Linked DNA regions of Homo sapiens: region 1 is linked to region 2. The links are chromatin loops, found by intact Hi-C in ENCODE. Cell type or tissue: endothelial cell of umbilical vein. All regions are shown on one strand.

Region 1 (2,500 bases), 150 kb before region 2:
GCACCATTGCTTTGCCTCAGTGGCCCCAGAGCAATTAAAGTCAAAAGAGTATGAATCCCCTGAACTCTGAGCTGTTCCAGCATAGATGAGGAAGAAATGACCTCTAGCTGGGTTTCAGCCTCATTCCCCAACCCCCACCCTAAATCTTCATGCCTAAACCAAAATTCATTTGATGGAACTTTTTATAGACTGTGTTTTTGAATTCATGATTATCAGCATTTGGGGTTGAAATTAAAATAGGACATCACTAAAAGGGACTCGTCTAAAATCTAAATTAAGTTGTCAATTAAGGATGAAGAATGGCTTGTTATTATTGCCTTAAAATGATGTGTCCTCTTTGTCCTGTTGAGATCCCAAACATCTTCCATCTGAAATCTATTATAACTTCTGCAGAAGAGAATCTTAGGAAGTATACAGTTTCCTAAGTCTCAGAACTTAGGTCATGAAGGCTCAAAGAGGGGATGATCCATAAAGTCATGAAATGGGACAACTAAAAAACAAATGCCATTTTGTGCCTCTACCTGCCTCTAGATGCCAGCCAGTGGTAGAAAAGGAGTCAGATACTAATTATGAGGAGAGATTTTATTAGACAGATTTAAGGGGAACAGATGAGCCCAAATCCCCCTTTTTATTATCTACTGTACACTTAGCTAATGCTTTCTCCTGTGAGAAAGGCTTAAACAGTAAGCACAAACAGCACAATGAAATTGTAATGCCCTCTCCGTGTGGACCTGGATTATTTCAGCCACCAGCAATGTGAGTAGCTGCAGGTGTTGCACTAAATAAAGTAATATAAAGTGTCTACATTGCAACAGTGGAAGTACTGTTTCAAGACCCTTGTCTGCTTTTTATTAATAGTCAGATTCCTTCCTATCAGCAGCCACAACTACCTTTACCCTATTATTAAGCAACAATATTTTGATAGGCAAAGATCTATTAAAAATCACTGTTGATATTTTGTGACCATAGTCATTTTGGAGTTGAATAAGCGTTCAATCTTCTCACAGAAGGGGAGAACGTAAATTTGTGATTCAGGAAAAGAGGAAACCAGGGGTTACAAAGGTGGAGAGGCCAAGCAGAATGAAACAGACCCCCTCCATCAAGTAAAAAACTTGGCAGGATAACTAGAAACAGACCAACCCTAAATCTTAGGGTTCATGAGCTCTTAGAAACATAATTAACTGAAATAAAACTAATATTCCAGTGTTAAATTTCACCTTAACATACATCAGCAGTTACAATAACACCAGGTATAAAGAGAATCCGAAACTATTCATTTTGTTTATGGAATGTACCTTAAGCTAGGGGGAAACATTCCTTCACACATTAGTGTAATTTCTAAAATGGAGAAAAATTATCTACACAAAAAGAACTGTCAAGTTTACCTTACTCTATCAAGAAGCATTACTTTTGGGGAAAGTGTACTGATCACTTATTTGAAATTTCTTGTAATTATACAGAGCACCAGATTTCCAAAGCATTTGTTCTTGAGAAAGGAACCACTAATACCCAGGAAAGAAATGTTGAACAGGAAATGTTTGACCAATGTTGCATCACAAGATATCAAAAGAATTTCACTTTGGCTACTTCAGCGAATCAAGTCAGGACATTTTTAATTTTCTTTATAGTCTTTAAGCTTCTACAAAATAAGGTTTCCAAAAAATTGGTGATATTAAAATTTTTCTAGAAGTTTTGATACATGAAATAAAGTAAAAATCTTCTCCTAGAATGAAATGTAAAAAGTATTAGTGCTGAGAGTAGATAAACAACATTAGTGATCTGTGAATAGCATTCAGGAAATTCCATCTATCTGATGATCTGTCGGCTAACTGAGCAGTGTTTCATATGTCACCAGCTAACTAAAGCTCCCCATTGTGTTTATAGATTTCTTTTAAAGGCACTTTTAATGCCGTTTTACACATTAGGAGATAGTTAATTTAGAAGTAAATGGTAGACCACGAGAGGAGCCTTCTTCTTTTTCTTCTTTTTAAATTGATGTCCATTTGCATCTCAGCACAGCAACTCCACAAATTCCTGACTCTCAATCCTGAGAGTCCTGTCACAGGACTGCCTGCGGCAATCAGTCCTGGTTTCTTTTTGAACAAGCTTTCTTTTAACACTTAAATCCAGGGATGATTTAACAGAAAGTGTCTCAAGTCTATGAGCTACAGCCCCCTTAGACTCTACCCAAACAAAGCTACTAATGTGTGGTCAGTTTCTTGGCAACTCCACTCTCCGCTGATAACGCTCCTGCCTGCTATTCTCCAAGGAGCCGGCTGCTGGAAGACTGCTCCGAACCTCATCCCCTTGGTGCTCCTGATGCGGGCGATCCTCCGACTGCTCGGCGCCAACCACAACATGCTACCCACCGTGAGAGAGCAGGACGCGGGCTGCTCTAGTCAGGACTTATCGTCTATCATACTGATTGACGAAACCAAGAGTGAGCAGAAAAAATAAACACGAACAGAGGCTGCAGTGTATGGGCCAGTCAGCTGGGAGT
Region 2 (2,500 bases):
GTAAGAACAGACTTATCACATATCAGATAGATAGTTTTTCTTTTATGTTTTAGCTATGTGCCTCTACTTTCTTTTGCCAGTACAAATTTTTGAGAGACTTTTAGCAACCTCTGATGGACCTGATGGGCTTTTTCTTCATAAGCTTTCTATGTCCCCAAAGTGATTTTCCTTCAGATTCATTTAGAGGAAAGTAGAACCGTCCTGAATTCATGCTGCAGCAGACTGGGTGGTTACTCCTCAGGCAATCTGAAATGACCAGAGTACAGCCTTTCAGTATTCCAGCCATATCTACAGTAATTATTTGCCAGCATATCTAAAAGAAGGCAGGCATTTCCTGTTGCACACAAATGGGACATTCTTATCTAAATTACTGTTTAAACAGGTATTTAAGAAAAGACTATCACAGTCAGGAATTTACTGATGACGGAACACATTAGTTTAGGGCTGGACACATTAGTTGAGGACTAACCATTGTCAAGAAAGGAAGTATATCAGCATCAGGAAGGTATAGAGAATATTTTACAACTCCCATATGGGTCAAGATGGAGGATTGTAAACTATGCCATTTGCATTTGGAGAAAGCAGGAGGGTCACAAGTCCTGGCATGGAGTTGTGCTTGCGTCAATATGTTGCTGAACCCTGGAGTAACCTTGAGAGGCAGAGGCTGAGAGTCATAGCTGCTTGGGGTCTCTGTTTCCCTATCCATAAAATAAGCATGTTGGACAAGTTCATCCCCAGGTCCATTCCACTCAAGCAATCCCAGTTCTACATAGTAGAAACCAGAAGGTGGTCAAAATTTGGTGTGCCAAAAGCTTATAAAATGTATTTCCTGGAAAGACACTCTGAGAATTGGTTTGGTCTCTCCCAACATGTAACCTAGGAGAGACTGTGCTCTAGCTGCCTAACCTTGCTCTAACCAGTGAAACTGGAATTTATTCCCAGTAGAGGCTTATAAAACTGGGCTGTTATTCTCACATTAAGTAGACTGCCCTCTGGTGAGGACTGTGGTTTATGTGTGGGCAGAAGGTGTGGTTTACTACCTCTAATTTGTTTATGTTGTTGATGGTGGTTTCAGAAGAAAGCTGCACCCCTTCACATGCTAAAGAGTGACCGGATTTACTTCCTTTAAAAAAAAAGTGTTTAAAGGTGGGCAGAGACATGAGGGAGCATTAATGTGCCATTGCTAATGGAGGAGCAACTGGGATCCCTGTGACCACAGCTCTGCTTCATTCAGCTCTGCATGTGAAATGAGAGCCCCAACTTGTTTATTATAATTACCTAAGTGTGGCTTGGTGGCTTTTGGCAGAGATCCTTCTTGCCTCCAAAGGAGAGACCAAAACTCAGGAGCTACACGCTAAAGGAAGGAGGATGGTGTGCATTCTGTAGCAAGGAGGCTATAATTCTAATATATTCTGGGTGAAAATATTCAAAACAACCCCCAAAAGATGAAGATCAAAAAGTAAATGAGATTGAGATCTACCTTCTACCACATGGCAAACAAAGATAGGCATGCAGGAGAACTGGATAAACAGCGTAAATGTAAGTTCAAATTCATTTTCACAGCTGACTTGATGCAGACCCTTCCCTATTACCACAAAACAGAAGAGCTTTCTTACAGCCAGGAGTCTTACATAAAGAAAAGAAAATAATTATGCATGTCTGGCAGAAGAGGGAGTTGTAGCAATGGCTTGCTGGTAAAACGGAATATGAGCGAGCAATAGAACACTAACTTAACCACACTCTTGGTTTGATAAGAAGCAGAGAGTGCCCAAAAGATTGAAATTTTGTTAGAGTCTCAAAATGTTTTATTTGAAAATGAGCAATGGTCCTTGTTCTCACAAGGTTTGGTAACTAAAAGACAGCAATAATTTCTCATCTTAAAGAGATTCTGTGGAAAAGAGTCCTTGATTTAGCTAATTTTAGCTTGAACTCTACCCCATTGCAAGCACAGTATCTTCAGTGTTAAACAAGTTTAGATGTTGCTAAGGAGTGCAATTTTCTGCCCCCATTCTAAGCTCTAAAGGCCCCCATATTGAGTTTCCCAATACCACATCATATTAAATGTAAAATCATTCAAAACCACAGAGATGAAGAGAATGTCATTGAAAAACATAAAGGAAGATTTTTTGCTTTTTTTAAGTATGAGAAAACATTATATATTTTGATTAAAAATGTTTGCAGAAAAATATGAACAGATGTGCTATGCATATGTGTATACATACACCAAATAGCACTTATAATTTGAGAGGGGGTAATTTCAACATTGCTAAGTGGTAACACAAGCTAGGTATTTAAGGGAATGATATAATATGACAACTTCATAGACTACCAAACTATGTATGGTCTCTGGAAATTGTCATTATCAACATGTACAATAACTAGTAGCATTAGGTGGTCTGTACAGTATCCTTCATGTCTAATTGAGTCACACAGTCTAAGACACTTGATGGGCACCAGGCACTGCCTTCTAATGGGAACTGACTTTCAAAAAAAAATGCAT

Evidence for each region. A loop is a pair of places that touch in the nucleus more often than their neighbours do. Peaks named below come from ENCODE experiments on the same cell type or tissue, not always from the same donor. Only the 100,000 strongest peaks of a DNase experiment are listed, where the experiment ranks them.
Region 1: it touches region 2 in a loop (10-fold over the local background); 1 of 110 quality-filtered maps calls a loop at or near these places.

What each region holds. Positions count from the first base shown.
Region 1 is chr3:169,240,218-169,242,717 of GRCh38, forward strand. The region is part of intron 2 of MECOM (MDS1 and EVI1 complex locus); the gene reads right to left. LOC124909454 (a long non-coding RNA gene) reads left to right here and starts at 1,844. Exons shown (of 2, transcript XR_007096154.1): 1 at 1,844-2,500. RefSeq lists an enhancer at 328-2,500. In endothelial cell of umbilical vein, no CTCF peak of the experiment used is centred here; DNase peaks (open chromatin) are centred at 904, 1,544, 2,084 and 2,314; H3K4me3 peaks cover 725 bases; H3K27ac peaks cover 2,500 bases.
Region 2 is chr3:169,389,445-169,391,944 of GRCh38, forward strand. All of the region lies in intron 1 of MECOM (MDS1 and EVI1 complex locus), which reads right to left. Among named protein-coding and RNA genes, the nearest start is that of MECOM-AS1, 57 kb to the right of the region's middle. In endothelial cell of umbilical vein, a CTCF peak has its summit at 980 (motif pointing left); DNase peaks (open chromatin) are centred at 437, 947 and 1,687; H3K27ac peaks cover 2,057 bases.